3 separate regions of the Mus musculus genome follow, and all the other regions are linked to region 1. A link is a loop called in an ENCODE intact Hi-C map of the cell type or tissue named here. Cell type or tissue: left cerebral cortex. All regions are shown on one strand. Links, peaks and the distances in the headings refer to the core of each region. The heading gives the core; the rest is flanking DNA.

What was found. Peaks named below come from ENCODE experiments on the same cell type or tissue, not always from the same donor. Only the 100,000 strongest peaks of a DNase experiment are listed, where the experiment ranks them.
Region 2: a loop joins it to region 1, with 5 times the contacts of the local background. A loop is called at or near these places in 2 of 42 quality-filtered maps.
Region 3: a loop joins it to region 1, with 4 times the contacts of the local background. A loop is called at or near these places in 17 of 42 quality-filtered maps.

Annotation. Positions count from the first base shown.
Region 1 is chr12:12,259,977-12,264,976 of GRCm38, forward strand. It overlaps Cyria (CYFIP related Rac1 interactor A), which reads left to right and starts at 2,201. Exons shown (of 12, transcript NM_001146119.2): 1 at 2,201-2,262. In left cerebral cortex, for the core only: a CTCF peak has its summit at 2,884; DNase peaks (open chromatin) are centred at 1,194, 1,523, 1,811, 2,254 and 3 more places; H3K4me3 peaks cover 3,375 bases; H3K27ac peaks cover 3,861 bases.
Region 2 is chr12:12,191,581-12,198,564 of GRCm38, forward strand. No RefSeq gene overlaps it. Among named protein-coding and RNA genes, the nearest start is that of Gm40838, 42 kb to the right of the region's middle. In left cerebral cortex, for the core only: no CTCF peak of the experiment used is centred there; DNase peaks (open chromatin) are centred at 3,669, 4,632 and 5,278; H3K27ac peaks cover 2,247 bases.
Region 3 is chr12:12,309,271-12,316,254 of GRCm38, forward strand. The region is part of intron 2 of Cyria (CYFIP related Rac1 interactor A); the gene reads left to right. Among named protein-coding and RNA genes, the nearest start is that of Gm34407, 23 kb to the left of the region's middle. In left cerebral cortex, for the core only: a CTCF peak has its summit at 4,375 (motif pointing left); DNase peaks (open chromatin) are centred at 2,690, 3,057, 3,784, 4,381 and 3 more places; H3K27ac peaks cover 4,579 bases.

The DNA.
Region 1 (5,000 bases), core at 1-5,000:
CTTATGGTAAATTTCTTCTATTCCAGGTCTATGCGGCAACATTTTAATTCCATCCTCCTTCCTGTTCCACCTTGTTATAGCCTGGTCTGACAGAATATCAAAGGCCTGGAACAAGCCCTCAGCCATCCCTTGGTACAGTTCCTGGAATTTAGTTGATGTAGTCTATCAAAACAACAATAAAACAAAACAAAAACCCACCACTCAAAAAGGATGTTCTTGAATTTAGTTGAATTTAGATAGTAAGCTCAGTTCATGTGAACCAGTATATACTGTGAATGAATACCACCCAAAACAAAGTCTCAACTCACCTGCCCCTAATTGACAGTTTAATTTCACTGTAATCTTTATTATGACAGCTTCTGAACTTGTCATTAGCATTACTGATAAAGTTGAAAGACTATTTCATCTGATTATTGTGTCTTAAGAAACACTTAATTATTAAATTCCACACTGATAATTAGAAAGCCCTATTATTTCGTAATGGACTCAGCAATACTACCCAGGTATCCCTCAATTACTGAGACAGAAGCCGCCTCCAAGTGTGCTAAAGTGAACTCGCACACACCAAGTAATCTCTACTCACCAACATGAGCTGTGTTCCTAGAGATGGAAAGGTCTGCTCAGCTTCCAAGATGATATAGTATTCCAGGTATCAATTTGTTATCTGGGGCTGATTCATTCATGACCTCCCCAAAGCCTGGCCAAAGTTGAAGGCAGACAGGATAAGTAAAGGAGAAAAGGTGCAACGGAGGTGTGTGTGTGTGTGTGTGTGTGTGTGTGTGTGTGTGTGTATGTGTGTGTGTGTGTATGTGTGTGTGTGTGTATGTGTGTGTGTGTGTGTATATGTGTGTGTGTATGTGTGTGTGTATGTGTGTGTGTGTATCTATGTCTGTGTATGTGTCTACTTGTGTATATCTGTGTCTGTGTGTTTCAGACAAACAAATCAAAGCTAAGGTCATGGCAAGAAAAATTCTAATAGAGCCATAATAACATAAAATAAACTGTCTTCAGATGGACAAAAAATAAGATGAGTACAGGTGGGGGGCAGGGAGCTTGAGAAACTTATGCAACCCAAGGACCATTTCCATGTAGGAGACTATATTATTCTAACTAGACTGTGCCTGTCTAGATCCTGTCTGAATTCTTGCCAAAACTGAACCAAACACTCTACTGCTAAGCAGTTCCTGGGAGCCTGTCAGAAACGCAGACTATCAAGAGCCTCAGGAGACTTAGGCGGAGTAAATTTGTCATGGGGACTCATACTGGCCTCAAGCAAGGGGATAGAGCAATGCTCTCCCTGAAGCACCTTCCACTGTTGGAGCCCCAGGCTTTTCCTCCTGTTCCCAACCCACAAACTCACTACCCAAAGAAGCCATGGCTGTCAGCACAAGGCCTGACACACTGTGAAGGTTTAATACTGTATAAATTGTATAATGATCTTCTCTGGTTGGCTGACTGGGAAAAAGAGCAGCCAACCTAGGTATCTGCAAGGCAAACACACATACAGGGGCTCTGACTCACAACCTGTTTGGCACAGCTCGGTCCTCTGGGCTTCCGGAATCTCCCTTTCTGTACAAAACCTCCTCGGCAGATGTTTTAAAACAATGATCTGTGACAATGAGAGCTGTAAGCTACTTTCTCCTTACCTCGCAGAATTTTAAATTCACTGTTTAGAAGACCGTTGCATTTCATAGGCTAGGCATCATTTGGGAAGACATTTTTTGGGATCACATTCAATAACGGTGGCCTTTAAAGCTAGGCGTGTGTTACTAGGACAGGCAAGGGAAGTGTGAGAGCAAGCAGGTTCACCATCCAAAGTAACCTGGGGCCAGGGAGGGGGAGCACTAGTATCAGTGTGAGTGTATGCCAGTGGCCTATGGAGAGTGTGTCTTTGGGGGTGTTTTGTTTGTATTTTGTTTGTCTGAGGGGAAAAGTGGGTAATGAAGGAATTTAGGCCTCCTAGTGAATAGCAAGACAAGTGGTCCAGGCAGAGAGTATTAACATTAGCTGGGAGGTACAGTGCTAACTCCTGGGTGCAGATCCTAGTGCCTAGCCTGGCTAGAAGTGAACCGGCCCTCCGGGTGACAGCAGGGTGGGATTCCAAAGCCAGGGAGGGGCGGGCGGGCCGTGGGGCGGGCCGTGGGCGGGGCGGGGCGGGGCTGGAAGTCGACTCTCGGGCTGAGGCTGCCGCCGGAGAGGCATCCACAGCAGCGGAGCGGGCGGCCGAGCAGGAACGAGGCGGCGACAGCGGCTGCGACTCCGGTGAGCGTGGTGCGGACTCGGCTGGGGCGCGGCAGGGATCGCGGGCTGGGACTGGCAGGGAAAGGCGCTGCGGAGGCACAAGGGCCTCCCGGGCGCCGGATTTGGTGGAGCGGGGCGACTGTGGCTCTCTTCGTCCGGCTCGCGACGCCCTGCAGCCCCGGGCGAGGGAGGGAGGCAGCTAGCTCACGACTCGGTCTTGAACTGTTCTTCTTGGTTCCCGAACACAGAGGTCTGTGCGTCCATTGCTCCCTCTCTCCGGGTCTCTCTCCTGATTTTATTTCTTTTCCAGAAGAGTCCCTTCACCCTTCAACCACTCCCACCCCTACCGCCACCCCCCCGCCCCTCCCCCGAACCTTCATCTCCAAAGCTATTCTTCAGGAGACCCGCGATCTACCTCCTCCGGGTTCCCCTGCCAGGGCCATGCCTCTGCTCCCCATATTTCTGTAGCCCCAAGCGTGGATGAAGCCTGTTCTGGCCCCTGCACACCTGTACCCTTTTGCTGCCACCTGCCACAGAGGTGCTTAGCCAGCAGGCAAACTGCTGTGCCTAGGACCTCCTCGCCTCCGCGGTATTCACTCCCCCTCATGCCAGAACTCCTAACTAGAGTCCAGCAGGAGGAGACTTTTCCAAGCTGGAGCTTCGGGAACAATTTGACCCACTTCCCGAGGCACTGGTCTCAGGCCAGCCATGCTTTTTTGTAGACACACCTGTCTTATTTGCCAGCTGAGAGACTGGCAAGAACACCTTTTGACAAAAATGTGCCAGCCTGTCCCCTATTCCTTTTCCAAGCTGTTAAACTTCTTGGCCTATGTCCCCAGAGACGAGGTCTAGGGCATTTGCCATTTAAATCTGCTAAAGCTCTCACCCTCGCCCCCAACCTACATCTCTGTGACGATCCCCAGAATCCTGTCAGCCATTACTGGAAGAGGAAGGGTCCAGTACTGATAGAACCACCATTCTGAGTTTTTCTGGGCATGCTTTCTCCTCCTATGCGGGTGATTACCTGCCTACTTCTTAGAGAACCCCAGGCTCATAGGGCTCCCCTGAAGCCTAGTGGTTTTCTTATTAGAAACTTTCCCTACTCTGACCAATCATCACCTCTTCCAGATTGTCCCATGCTATCTGCACAGTGCTGAGTCTCCAGGGCTCAGGGAAAGCTGGGTTAGCACCATGCAGTTTGAGAACCTGTGCATAGCAGCAAGAGGAGGGTGGCTCCTAGCCAGGCCTCAGCTTTGGGAAGACCAGCCTGTTAGGATTGTTCCCAGTCAGACTAAATTTCACACACTGGTTGTGAGGGCTTCGTGTGAAGAGAGGAGGCAGACCAGGGGCTGTTTTTCCTGCCTGTTTCTGACTGTCTTGTGTTGCTATGGTGACAGTTTTGCCTCTTCCTCCCCCTGACTCTTCTGGGAGCTGGTTTTTATTGGTCTGTTGTCCTGTCTTTTATGGCTCTAATTTCTTCTTTCTACTTGCTCTGAAATAAACAGTCATAAACATGGGCACTGGGCCCAGGCTGGGGGCTGGCAGAATTCACCTCCTGTGGGCCCCTAGCTCCTGTGAGGAGAGAATACTGAACAAGCAGGGGTGGGATAAAGCTACCATGCACTTTCTTGCTCTCAAGCTTTGAGGAGGGGACAGTAGCATCCCGTTTGGTAGCATCCTTCTGGATATGTCAAACACTTGTGATAGCTCACTGGGGAGCTAGTGTTCTAGGGGAAGGGTAGCCCCCATCTCTCACTTTGCATCTGAGGTAAGTAATCTCAGAGCAAGTGAGCTGTTTCCCATGGGCTCCTGTTGATGTGAGCACACAGTCAGCTCTCAGATTTGATCAATGAAGGGTAGTCACAGAGCTGAAACATGGGTCTCTCTGCCTCCCATCCTGCTGTGCTCCCAGATCCGTCTCCTAAAGGACTTCCCTGCACCAGGAAGTAATTAGGAAGGGTTCCAGTCCCCTAACCCTGCAATACATGCTGCCTCCCATGCCCTTTGGACATCCTGAACCCCAAGTGCTGGGGACCCAAGTTGAGAGCAGAGTGAAGCCACTTGTGACTTCCTGTTTTTACTCAGCACTGAGAGGAATTCAGTTTGCTTTTGCTTATGCTCCCAGGGCCTAGATGCAACCGGATGACTCAAGGACAGAGAGCCAGCCCTGAGTAAGGAGTTCCCAGAGAGCTAACCCAGTCCATAGAATCTGTCACCCACTGTCCCCTGTTCGCGACAGTCTGCGGTGAAGCTGCTCCTCCCTTCCTGGTTCTTTTTCTCTTCCTTGCATTTTCTCTCTCTCCCCTTTGTATGGCAAAGTTCCGGCTTGTTGAATTAGAGCAACATGTACAGACAAGGGTATCAACAGCCTCTCGGTCAGCTGTTGACCCAGAGGAAGTCAGTTCACTCACATGGACCTCATTCTATCTTTCAAATAGACTTGAAGCATCTTTATCTTTCCTGTTGGGTGCTGCTTCTTCTTTTAGAGTGAAATGGATTAGACTACCTGCTATGATTTGAATCGTTGGAAGGCTGAAAGACCTTAAGCACCTTAGGTTTTCTTGGGAGATCTTAGGTTAAAGAGATGTCTGAGCCACTGTTGGCAGGTTGAAAATTTTAGGATTTTAAGTCATAATCATTCAAGACTAGTGGCATTTTTTTCAAGTTATTTTGTGGAGTCTTCATGGAGTCTTACTTATACGCTTCATATTTATGTACCAGGTACAGTGCAGGGATCTCAGAGACATGACACCCCCTCC
Region 2 (6,984 bases), core at 858-5,857, 68 kb before region 1:
TTGGTTTTCTATTATTTATTTTGTTATTGAAGATCAGCCTTAGTGCATGGTGATCTGATAGGATGCATGGGACAATTTCAATATTTTTGTATGTGTTGAGGCCTGTTATGTGACCTATTATGTGGTTAATTTTCGAGAAGGTACCATGAGGTGCTGAGAAGAAGGTATATCCTTTTGTTTTAGGATAAAATGTTCTGTAGATATCTGTCACATCCATTTGTTTCATAACTTCTGTTAGTTTCACTGTGTCCCTGTTTAGTTTCTGTTTCTACGATCTGTCCATTGATGAGAGTGGTGTGTTCAAATCTCCCACTATTATTGTGTGAGGTGCAATGTGTGCTTTGAGATTTACTAAAGTTTCTTTAATGAATGTGGCTGCGCTTATATTTGGAGCATAGATATTCAGAATTGATAGTTCCTCTTGGAGGATTTTACCTTTGATGAGAATGAAGTGCCCCTCCTTGTCTTTTTTGATGACTTTGGGTTGGAAGTCAATCTTATCAGATATTAGGATGGCTACTCCAGCTTGTTTCTTCATACCATTTGCTTGGAAAATTGTTTTCCAGCCTTTCATTCTGAGGTAGTGTCTATCTTTTTCTCTGAGATGAGTTTCCTGTAAGCAGCAAAATGTTGGGTCTTGTTTGTGTAGCCAGTTTGTTAGTCTATGTCTTTTTATTGGGGAGTTGAGACCATTGATATTAAGAGATATTAAGGAAAAGTAATTGTTGGTTCCTCTTATTTTTGTTGTTAAAGTTGGCATTCTGTTCTTGTGGCTGTCTTCTTTTAGGTTTGTTGAGGGATTATCTTCTTGTTTTTTCTAGGGCGAGGTTCCCTTCCTTGTATTGGGTTTTTTCTGTTATTATCCTTTGAAGGGCTGGATTCGTGGAAAGGTAATGTGTGAATTTGGTTTTGTCGTGGAATACTTTGGTTTCTCCATCTATGGTAATTGAGAGTTTGGCTGGGTATAGTAGCCTTGGTTGGAATTTGTGTTCTCTTAGTATCTGTATAACATCTGTCCAGGCTCTTCTGGCTTTCATAGTCTCTGGTGAAAAATCTGGTATAATTCTGATAGGCTTGCCTTTATAAGTTACTTGACCTTTTTCCCTTAATGCTTTTAGTATTCTATCTTTATTTAGTGCATTTGTTGTTCTGATTATTATGTGTCGGGAGGAATTTCTTTTCTGGTCCAGTCTATTTGGAGTTCTGTAGGCTTTTTGTATGTTCATCGGCATCTCTTTCTTTAGATTTGGGAAGTTTTCTTCAATAATTTTGTTGAAGATATTTGCTGGTCCTTTGAGTTGAAAATCTTCATTCTCATCCACCCCTATTATCCGTAGGTTTGGACTTCTCATTGTGTCCTGGATATCCTGGATATTTTGAGTTAGGATCTTTTTGCATTTTCCATTTTCTTTGATTGTTGTGCTGATGTTCTCTATGGAATCTTCTGCACCTGAGATTTTCTCTTCCATCTCTTGTATTCTGTTGCTGATGCTCACATCTATGATTCCAGATTTCTTTCCTAGGGTTTCTATCTCCAGTGTTGCCTCACTTTGAGTTTTCTTTATTGTGTCTACTTCCCTTTTTAGGTCTAGTATGGTTTTGTTCATTTCCATCACCTGTTTGAATGTGTTTTCCTCTTTTTCTGTAAGGACTTCTACCTGTTTGGTTGTGTTTTCCTGTTTTTCTTTAAGGACTTGTAACTCTTTAGCAGTGTTCTGTATTTCTTTAAGTGAGTTATTAAAGTCCTTCTTGATGTCCTCTACCATCATCATGAGATATGCTTTTAAATCTGGGTCTAGGTTTTCGGGTGTGTTGGGGTGCCCTGGACTGGGTGAAGTGAGATTGCTGGGTTCTGATGATGGTGAGTGGTCTTGGTTCCTGTTAGTAAAATTCCTACGTTTACCTTTCGCCATCTGGTAATCTCTGGAGTCAGTTGTTATAGTTGACTCTGTTTAGAGATTGTTCTTCTGGTGATTCTGTTACTGTCTATCAGCAGACTTGGGAGACAGACTCCCTCCTCTGAGTTTCAGTGCTCAGAGCACTCTCTGCTGGCAAGCTCTCTTACAGGGAAGGTGTGCAGATATCTTGTGTTTGAACCTCCTCCTGGCCGAAGAAGAAGGCCTAAAACTGGACCTTTACCAGAAGCTGTGTTGCTTTGGCAGGTCCCAGAAGCTGTCAGCTTCTGTGGTGCAGACTCTCACCTGTGCAGACTAATTTCCTAAGTTCGGTGGAGTCCCGGAACCAAGGTGGCGCCCGCTGCTACTGAGGCTGAGGCCTTTTGAGCCAGGCGGACACCTGTCCTCTGGTCGGGATGGTGGCGGGCTGTCTGCGGCCCAAAAAGGGTGCTCCGTCGTCTTCTTCTTCTTCTTCTTCTTCTTCTTCTTCTTCTTCTTCTTCTTCTTCTTCTTCTTCTTCTTCTTCTTCTTCTTCTTCTTCCTTCTCTTCCTCCTCTTCCTCCTCCTCCTCTTCCTTTTCTTCCTCTTTCTCCTCCTCCTCTGCCTTCTCCTCTTCTTCTTCTTTGTCTTCTTCCTCTTCCTCCTCCTCTTCTTCTTCCTCCTCCTCTTCTTCCTCTTCCTCCTCTTCTTCTTCTTCCTCCTCCTCCTCTTCTTCTTTTTCCTCTTCCTCCTCCTCCCCCTCCTCCTTCTTCTTCTTCTTCCTCTTCCTCCTCCTCCCCTTTCTTCTTCTTCTTCTTCCTCCTCCTCTTCCTCCTCCTCCTCCTCCTCCTCCTCCTCCTCCTCCTCCTCCTTCCACTTCACATGTTCACCACCCATCCAGTTGCCCCTTTATATTACAGCAGCCACTATGACCTCTATTCTGAGTCAGGCACATGCTATCATGTTTCCCTACATTCCAGTGGAATGGGGTTAAGCTGTTTTGGTGGGTTCATGGATATTCTTGTCCCTTGGTGATGGGTAAAATGACCTGTTATTTTCTCCCATTAGCTGAGAGTTATACTAAGAAAGACAAAGCTCTTTACAAAGAGCTCTCACATTTCCACTCCTCTGTATTCTTTCAGGTTGCCTGCATGACCATCTACCACATATTTTATTGGTGTGACCCTGTCAGATCTAAGCAGACACCAAACAAAATGTCTTACATTTCTCTAAGATCTTTTCCCCGACACAATTTATTTTTTCCACATAATTTAAGAACTAACAGACATCTCAAAGAATCTTAAAATACAACAAGACCCTTGGAAAAGAGATTGACCAAAGCCTTCTGAGAAAGTAACAGGGTACTCACAGTTCCAATATCCTATCCCTAGGATTTGATGGCCTCTGTATCTCACAAATACCTAAGCTGCCGTAGTGTCTGACCCTTGCTGTTCAAAATGAAGAATACACCATTACAGATACCTTAACAATGTGCTTAAGTTTGCTTTCCAAATGCTTGCAACTCCACATTTGTATCTAATGTCCCCAGAACTGAGGTTGTCAAATGGCCCCTGGCTGTAAGATAAGAGGATGGAACAAATCCTGAAGGAGGTCAAGGAGAAGAGCTTGAAATGACAGCAAAAGCATAAATATGCCTTGGATCCTTGTCACAATCCACTTATGGGCTCAGCATTTTGGAACTTTTCCCTTTCAACTCAGGTTCCTTCTCTCTCCTTCCCTTATTCCCTGAGTATCTCCCCACAGCATGAGGGTGTTTAAATTCTAGAAGAAAAGCTCCCATCTGCTCTCATTTTCTTCTATCACCATGGTTACTGGGCCCAGAGTGGTCTCTGTGGAGACAGAGGCAGAACAGAAACCAGGGAAAATTACAGAGCAAAAGTGATGAGTTTCTTAAAACACTGTTAAAACCGGTATGCCCATACTGATCTCTCTTTCCTTGCCTCTTTCTTCCCTCCCTCCTTCTTTGTTCATAATTGCAAATCAAGTTTTAAAGTCTTGTGATCTAAAGCGAAAAACAAAGTCTAATATGCCCCACTAATTCTCTATAACTATGGCTTTTTAAATTTTCTTTTGTTTGTTTTTTTGTCTAATCAATATTTATGATGGACTTCATCTGAAATCTTGGGGGCAAGTGATGTGAGCAGTATAAAGTGTGTGGTCAGATCTTAGCCTATAAGTAGAGTATGGTCAATCCAGATTCCAAGTACATGGAGATGATAGGGATTGGAGATAGAGGCTGAGCTCTGAAGTAAACACATGAGAGAGTGGAAACCATATTGATTACAACCCCAGATCCTCAGCAACCTTGTTATAACATCCCAAAGAGTCTATTATAACTCAGCGTCTATGGCTAAAATGGACTAAATGTGTCCCTCCCCATAATAAAACTCTAAATGTTTTGACATATCAGACATATCAGAAGTGACTAGATCATGAGAGAAGTGACTAGATCATCAGAATGACTAGATCATGAGAGAAGTGACTAGATCATGAGAGTAGCACCTTATGAATGCTTGAATGTATGGATTGTGTTTTTGTTAGAGACAAAAGAACTAGCTCGTGTTCTCTCTACCATGTGAGTGTTCAAGAAGTCCACTGCCCACCACATGGAAAAAGGTCCCACAAGAACTGAGCATCCTACCAGTCCAGTGTCAGCTTCCCAGACTTCACTGTGCATTTAGATGTATTCACACCCTTCTTAAGGCTCCTTGTCTATGGTTACTTCCAGATGGCAGTCTAACATGCCAAAACCATCCCCAACCATTTTTTGAAATGGTATTTTACATTCCTGTGGGCTTTTGATTGTGCTCTGGGCTCATGGGCCAAGGAAGAGGGGCACAGAAAGAACTTTGGCATGAGGTATATAGGGATCACTTCCCTTTTGGAATGCAGGGGTGTGAGCTGTAGAATCACCAGTATTAGACCCCCAAATTGGGCTTGACTGAATGCTTGGATCTTGGCACAGGATGCTTCTCTCTAAGTTGAGAACAGGGGAAGGTCCCTAGACTTCAGCAAAGCACGTCCACCCTGATTGTACTCTGGAATCACCAGGAATGTGTCAAGAATACGACAACCCTGGATCACACCCCATACCATTAAACCAGAACCCTAGTTTAACATAATTTCTAAAACTTTCCCAGGTGAGGTTAATGGGTTTTCAGGTTAAAGGCATTGGCCCTGAGCATCCTCTCCCTGTTCCTTCTTGCTCTGAGCTATGACTCCGTGCACAAATGAAAAGGAAATTGTAGCAAGCAGAAATGTCCAAAGTGGACCACACACAAGTGTGGCCAGCTGGCAGGAGGCTCTGGTACTGGGGTTGCTACTGGCTCTGCACCTCTTATACAAATGCATTCAGGACTAAGTGGAGTACAGAGGCACAGCTCTGCGTCAGCCAGTGGAGCTGGCACGGGGAGAACTGAACCATAAACCATCTGTGTGGCCTGAAGAAATGCTTTCCCACTTAGAGCTTTCTTCTCTAAAATAAGAAAGTTCTGCAAACTTCAGCCTGTAGAAATTCTAACATTGTACCAGTTTGTGATGTGTACCTCATGGAGAACAAATTAATTAATCTCTTCAGGCTTTAATTTCTCACCTGGAAACTGTAAAGAAACTAGGAAGAAGTGTAACTGCATGTAAAATGCTCATCTCTCTGTCTCTTTATTAAATATTTAATAAATGGTGAAACGTACAAGCAGCGTGATGATCTTACTCATTAGATAGGGTAGACTAGATGCTGTCTGGGAGCTTGTCTCCTCTTTGTCACTGAAAATGGCCTCTATGTAACAGAACATGCCTCTGATGGAGTGAAGAGATTGGTGCTGCCAACAAGAGAATAAGAGGCAAAGAACCCTAGTGTGTTCATAAGAATAGGAAGAGTAACAGTGGAGACAAACAGTGCGAGATGTATTGGTGATTTAGGCTTCATCCTTAGACAGAGTGACAAAGAGAAGCAATGGAGGCTAATGTTAGAGTGTGGAGCTGGGCTACTTCATGTACATTAGTGATTGAAAAGAAAAAGTTGTGGTTTCAACCTTAAATATGAAAATGCATCTGCTTGTATAGACATGGAAGTTAGTGAGTTTCTCCCTCACTGGGATCTAGCATCCCCTATCCTGTGGTGCGCCATTTACCTTGGCAGGTCCAGCCAGAGCCCACGTGGAACTTCAGGACTCAATGAGCACAACTATTATCCATCCCTGTAAGAAGCAAAGGCTTTCTGGTGCTTTGAGATTCACTGATTCCTGTCATTGCTGTTTGATTTTGTTTCTCAGTTTTTGGTCCTCAGACTCTGTGCTTACCACAATATGCAGCCTAGATGGTGATGGGGAAGGTAGGAGTTAAAACAGTCCTTAGGATCTCTCTCTCTGTCTTAGAATAGCAAAACCCAAAGATTACATAATCTGAGGCAGTTTTCCAGAGCCTGATATTAAAGAGGCAACTTATATTTAACCAAATAAGTAGTATCCTGCTAAATGGCTAATATACAATCCCAAACATATTATTGATCTGCTGTGACACTGCTATCATTTGTCAGGACTGACTTTAACCCTAAGCAATGACTTAGGTTTGGATTAGTCTATTGCTATTGCAGAATCAACAGTTCCCAAAACATGTATATTTTCATAATGTAGTGTGCATGTAAAAGAAGCCTGGTAGAGCCTGCACATAGTTTCTACAGCTGCAAATCAAAGATGTCTGCCATCCTCCTAGAATTCATGAACCTATATGAGTCATTATCTTAGTCGTTGTTATATTGCTGTCAAGAGACACTATGACCAAGGCAACTCCTGTGAAAGAAAACATTTCATTGGAGGTTTGCCTACAGTTTGGGAGATTTAGTCCAATTATCATCATGGCAGAAAACATGGTGGCTTACAGGCAAGTGTTGGAGCAGTAGGTGAGGGTGCAGTCAGAGAGTGATAGAGACAGGGCCTGGCACAGGCTTTTGACAACTCCAAACTCACACACCAGGTATGGTTTTCTTGACAGAAAACCATACCTCCTTGGCATCTGCAGTAGTGTCTGGGTTTAGTGGTTGTTTATGGGATGGATCCCTGGGTGGGGCAGTGTGGAGAGCCGTGAGCAATCG
Region 3 (6,984 bases), core at 1,985-6,984, 51 kb after region 1:
ACAATGGAGTACTACTCAGCTATTAAAAAGAATGAATTTATGAAATTCCTGGGCAAATGGATGGACCCGGAGGGCATCATCCTGAGTGAGGTAACCCAATCACAAAAGAACTCTCACAATATGTACTCACTGATAAGTGGATATTAGCCCAGAAACTTAGGATACCCAAGATATAAGATACAATTTACTAAACGCATGAAACTCAAGAAGAACGAAGACCAAAGTGTGGACACTTTGCCCCTTCTTAGAATTGGGAACAAAACACCCATGGAAGGAGTTACAGAGACAAAGTTTGGAGCTGAGACGAAAGGATGGACCATCTAGAGACTGCCATATCCGGGATCCATCCCATAATCAGCTTTCAAACGCTGACACCATTGCATACACTAGCAAGATTTTGCTAAAAGGACCCAGATATGGCTGTCTCTTGTGAGACTATGCCGGGGCCTGGCAAACACAGAAGTGGGTGCTCACAGTCAGCTATTGGATGGATCACAGGGCCCCCAATGGAGGAGCTAGAGAAAATACTAGTCGGCCATCAGTGGAAAGAGAGGCCCATTGGTCGTGCAAACTTTATATGCCTCAGTACAGGGTAATGCCAGGACCAAGAAGTGGGAGTGGGTGGGTGGGGGAGTGGGTGGGGGAGCGTGTGGGGGACTTTTGGGATAGCATTGGAAATGTAAGTGAAATAAATACCCAATAAAAAAAAAAGAAGAGACCAGCATCATTGAGGTGACATCTTCTGGGAAGTGTTTTCTGAGAGCACAGAGACTGTGTTCCAGAGATAGCCAAGGTTGTACCTTGGGCTGTGGCTGGACTTAGTAATGTGTAAGAGTTACCCACGTGGTATTGGTTTTGAAGGCATGAAGGGGTCATGCTGAGCAGCTGAGGCTCGGCACTGTGAGAGGCCATGGAAGGCCAATGGTGAAGGTGCAGCCTCAGTTGCAATTGAAGGCCCAGGACTGAAGGGGACATGCAAAGGAGTTGAGGCTGGGCATGGTGAAGAGAGTCTATGAGAGGCTATTGAAGTCAAGTTACAGTGGAAGACAACAGCATTTTGGAGATGCCAGTACCATGAGATGACGACCAAGAACAGCAGCAACAGTGGAGTACAGGCAGCTGGAGCCTGGAAGACAAAGTGTGTGCTACAAAGGGCAGGGCTGGAGAAGTGACCCAAGCCCTTGGAGGAGCCCAGAAGATCGTGAGTTGGATCCCAGACATTGGATGCTTTTGATTGTGACTGTGCCCTGATAATTTTCCCTCTTGAAGGAAGTTTTTTAGTGAAGCCCACAGTTAAGAGACTTTGAATTTTAAAGTACTTTGAAAGATACTGGATATTTTAAAAGGATTGAACTTTTAATATGTAAAGACTGTGGAACTTTTAAAGTTATTTAGATCTTGGGGATGAATAAGAATGTAAGGGTTGAGGCTTACTAGTGATGTGTTTGTGTGTCAAGTTGACAAGGGGTCAATTGTACTGGCTAGTTTTGTGTCAACTTGACAGAGCTGGAGTTATCACAGAGAAAGGAGCTTCAGTTGAGGAAATGCCTCCATGAGATCCAAGTGAAAGGCATTTTCTCAATTAGTGATCAAGGGGAGAGGTCCCCTTGTAGGTGGTGCCATCTGGGGGCTGGTAGCCTTGGTTCTATAAGAGAGCAGGCTGAGCAAGCCAGGGGAAGCAAGCCAGTAAAGAACATCCCTCCATGGCCTCTGCATCAGCTCCTGCTTCCTGACCTGCTTAAGTTCCAGTCCTGACATCCTTTGGTGATGAACAGCAGTATGGAAGTGTAAGCTGAATAAACCCTTTCCTCCCCAACCTGCTTCTTGGTCATGATGTTTGTGCAGGAATAGAAACCCTGAGTAAGACAGCCTGATAGGACCAGGGTTTCAGAGAAAATAAAGGACTTGATTTCCTTTGCCCCCTCCCTCCTTATTCATTTGAATTCTAACTTTATTCCTCTTCTACTTCTTGGGAGATACAGTTTTCTCAGGTCTAAAGGAGATATTCAAATTGTACAGAGGCTTCATGGTGGGCAATGGGTACAAGGGCCCTCTCTACCACCCAGTGAGTAGGGGCACAGCGGTAGGGTACTGTCTTGGCACACCAGTTGCTGTGAGAGATGGATGGAGCTAAGCCTTCTTTCTAATAGGTGGGCTGCCTGATTAACATTCATACTATTCTTGTAGAGGCAGAGATGATAGAATTCGGGTCCATTAACTTTTTCTTCAGTTAGAAAATAAATGCATGATTTCCATCGTTTAACTCTCTGTCCACTGACACTAAAAGAGAAGTTTCTCTTTATAAACTTGGCATTTGTAAAAATACACGGTGTGATTTTCCTTCAGCCAGGCACTGAGGTCGGCCTGTAAATACCAATAACGGGATATACTCAAGGAGTTACAATTTTCTAAAAGAGACAAGGGAGCCAATAGTCAGAGCTGAGGCTCGTAAGTAGGAACCCTGACATGGACAGAGTGATGTGGGCAGGCTGCGAGGCATGCTGTCTGTTTCCATAGCTAGCAGAGAAGGTCTTCATGGGGTCCATATGAGCTGGGCATTGAAGAATGAGTAGGAGCTAGGGGTTGGGAGAGAGGCACGTCTGGTACAGAAACACTGTCTATAAATAGGGACCAACGCTCCAGTCTCCGAGATAGGAGTGGAGAGAACTTGTCATGCGAAGATCATGCCTCAACTTGCTTTTTAAAAATCCATTAGGAGCTGCCTCCTCATCCTCCCACCTGTTCCCAGCGGTGACTAACAAGCAGCAAATTGACTAATTTGCCTTGATCTCCTCCCTGACCCCATGGAGGAATCTGTAAGCATAATGAGATTAGAGGCACCAAAAAAAGAAGTAGAAAGTGGATGAGGAGGAGGAGGAGCAGGGGGAAGAAGGAGAAGGGAGGAGGAGAGGAAGGCAGAGGAGAAGAGGAGGAAGAGGAGAGGGAGGAGGAAGAGGAGGAGGATGAGGAATCAGAAGTAGCAGCTGCTGCTGCAATGGTGTCCATCTCTGTTTTCCAGGTTTCACTGTAGGTCCCTAGTGATAAAATGCAGCATCCCAGAGAGGGACCTGCTGCTGCCTTGTGAGTATGCAAACCAACCCTTCTCCCTTTCTCTAGGAGAGAGAGAGAGACAGAGAAACAGAGAGAGACAGGCTGAGACAGAAAGAGACATGTATGTAGATATACGAGATTGGTTTGTGCATGCACATTCTATATACATGTTGTCTATGGTTGTATATGTGTGTTTATATACATCGTATTCAATTTATTTGAGAACCTAGCACAGAGCCTTGTTCAATCAACTTTCCATGGCCTTTGCTGGCAGGAAGACGAATAGGGGGATGAGAATTAACCTGACCACCTACATGCTGTTTTAGATGTGCCAAGGTCAGTACCCTGCATGCTATTTTTACACGAAGAGAGAGCAGTGGGTTGGGTCTCAAAGACAGTGTAGCTCTGGTGACACAGCTCACCCAAGGCTCTACAGCTCTTAGAAAATCCAAATCCAAATCATGCCCTCTTCCGTGGTTTGTCAACCTTTCTATGAACAGAGTTTCTGGTCAGATGACGTCCTTTTGTGTCCTTGGCCATGCCTTACCAAATGCTCTCAGATGCAGAACTTCAGAGAGTGATGGCAGACAAGATGCAGATCTGCAAACTCTCAGAATGCATCCCTTGCCATGCAGGTGTCTGCCCACAGCTTCCAGGGACAGGAAACTCACTAGCACATGAGGAGGTTGGGTCTAGCCCCAGATGCCATGCAGCTTTTTGTTCTTGTGGACTCATGCTGAACCCAGCCAGGCTTTGGTTCTCATGGCCACGAACAGCTCAACAGTGAGGCGCTGAAGGCTGCTTGTGTTGCTGCCCTGATGGAGTTTCCTGAAGACTCATTTCCCTCCCTGCAGCAAGGGCATACCTGGTTCTTGCTTCTTGGCATTCAAGTTGTCCTGGTGGGCTGAGGTTGCAGGTGGATACTCACTTGGCTTTGTGAATTCTCTCCTCTCAAGAGAATTCAGGCCAAATTTTCTATCACCCACTTCTTAATGGGGAGTGAGGTCTTCCTTTGACTAAAGGATTTGAGAGGATGCTAGGAAGGACTGACATGGAGAAAGGAGGGGCTGGGCTGGCATTCTCCTCAGATGTTTCTATGGAGACCTAGCGAGACCCCTCCCCACTCACCATGACCTCCCCCATTACTTAGTCAGGAGCCCTCATAGGCATCTCCTGATCAGCCCTGCTATATGCCCCTTTAATCCCCCAAATCCACCCCAGATAGTGCACCTTAAGTAACCCTTTCTGGGTGACAAAGGGTTTGGGTTTGTTTGTTTGTTTTTTCCTCCAATGGTGCTGCCTCCTTGTGGCACTTCTCAGTATTACAGGACACAGGAAGAAGAGAAACTAGAGGGGGCAGAGGGAGTACTGCCACTGGGAGCCAGCAGTTCAGCTGCAGTCCCCTGTCTTTTGGGCCCCTGTACACACTGAGGCTCTATGTGTGTGTCTCCTCCTCTGGCTTGTGAACTAGGAGAAGCATATCAGGGGGTTTGGTAAGCCCTGAGGCTGAGTCAGCCTGTCTTTTCAGCCACCTAAGATGCCAACCCTCTGGCCCTGGGATGGAGATATTAGCTAACTTGTCATACCAGAAAACATCCCGGGGCTGGGAGTGGGTGCAAGCTGGCAGATGCCACATAGAATGGCTCCAGCTGTATTTCAACTAAGGACTCTTGCTTGGCCATCATTGTCCCTCACCAGAACCCCTGGTGAGCCTTCAGGCTCAAGGAAGCAAAGGCGTGGCAGCCTACCATCTGTCTGGATTTGCAAACACATGGGATACAGACAGCCTGGTAACTTGATGACGTTAGCAGAGTCATTTTCACCTACTTCCCAGGATTCCCATATTGCAAATAGTGTACACCTTAGGGGATGGTTGAAATTGGTTCAAATAGCAGCCATTACATAATTCATATATAATGTGGCATTTCGAGGAGCACTTATAGCTATGTTCTCCCAGCTCTTGAATCCTGAGCATCTACAGAAATAAAATGAGAAAAGAGCCACACATACGTGCACATGAAGGCTCCCGTCCCTGAATGGGTTAATACATGCAAATGCACCCAGCCAGCGGTGTCTGGAGTACATAAGAACTCAGCTAGTGCTTATTCTTTGGGTTTTGACCTAAAGCCTCTGGGATTTCCTCCTAGAAGAAGGCTTTTGCTCTGCAGAGCCATTCAGCTTTTGAATGCCTGCCCGTTCAGCAGCTCCCGTGTATAGAATATTGAAGTCCCAGGGAATGAACACACGGAAATGAACAGCAACAGTGATGATGCGCAAACCCTGTCAGGTATCAGCGGCCTGCAGCATCAACCAAGGGAGGGTGTCAGGTCACTAGAGGAAGGAGCATTCTTGAACCAAGGGAGTTCTCAGAGGATGGGTGGAGCTTGAGGGGCAGGACAAAATCAGTAGGCTGAGGGAGTGGTGGGCAGAGGGGGTGGTCTGAGGGTGACGCAGGCCTAAGGTGCCATTGTGAGTGGGAAAGATCAGCCAGGAGGGAAAACTGTTCTGTGGAGGATTTTGTTTTTGGAATTTTTTGTTGTTGTTGGTGGTGGTGGTGGTTTTTTTTTTTTTTTGGGGGGGGGTATTTATTTATTTATTTATTTATTTATTTTTTTATAGTCGGTGGGACTTTGAAGCCTTGGCTATAATCCCTCTTCAGTGGAGGAGGAGGACGTAGCATGTGAAAGTGGGGGATCCCAGCAGGAGGGAATTAGCTGCAGCACTAGGCTCCTGAACTGGCCCAGCAGACTCCCTGTCCCTCCCTGTGCATGCAGCCTGAGCCCGGCTGGCCTAGACCCTTGAAGAGCTCAACAAAGACTTGCCTGTTCCCTTCATGACATCAGATCTTACCCTCAGGATTTCTCTGTCCTACTGGGGCAGGATCTCACACAGTGATAATAGAAGGAACGGGAAGAGATGAATCAAGTTAAGCCTGTCGCAGACATCACCATGCCAACGTGCTGGGCCTAGAAGGGGAGGAAGATGCTGTCTACTGGGGGCACTTTACTGGCCCCCACCCCACCCCCGGGCCAGGTTCCAGGGGCTGGGCCACTGGTCTCTGTTCAGATTGTCCCCAGCTGCCTGGTCAGTGAGTATAAAATGCTAGGACTGGATGAAATAATTGCTTCATACAATGGACTGGTTCTTTTCTGCTTTCTTAACTTTTTCAAAGTATCACATTGAACAAAATGACTTTTTTCTTTTGCTTTTTTTCTGAAGCCACAGGGTCAAACTTGGTAGCCCCGGCTGACCTCAAACTTGATCTTTTTTGTGTGTCTGCCTCCCAAGTGATGAGATGACAAGCATGTGTCACCAAGCCAGCCTGTGTCACCAAGCTAGCCTGAGTTTCCTTCGATAGCAAAGATTTATGAAGGGAGTTTTGCCTTGGAATCTCGTAAAAGTATACCGTGTAGAGGGTATGGGAGATCACCAGGTGTGTGTGTGTGTGTGTGTGTGTGTGTGTGTGTGTGTGTGTGTGTGTGTGAATGTAGACAGGAGAGTCAGCAGTGTTGATAATGGAAAGGGTTTTGACTATAGCCATGCATTCTCAGCTCAAGGAAGGAAATGGTGTGTGGAACGACAGCCCAAGGCACAGCCTGTAGGCCCACTCACAGATCTTATCCCTGTGGACATTTTCATTGGGGCAAAGATCGATCAATGAGCCTACTTCTAAGTCTAAATGCAAATAAAACCAGCATGAGAGCCGTCAGGGGAAACAAGGTTAAAAAGGGAATTTGATGGTGGGATTTCAAGTCCTGGGTGGGGTGCAGTGGCCTCCAACCTTGAAGCACCTGGGGAACATTAATACAGACGCAGGGCATGCAGTTCTGTAGATGTGATGAATCTGTGAGTGGGTGCCAAGGCTGCTACGTTAGGCTTAGAGCAGCAAGGATCCAGAAAACTCAGAGGAAAAAAAAAATGTTTTGTATTTCA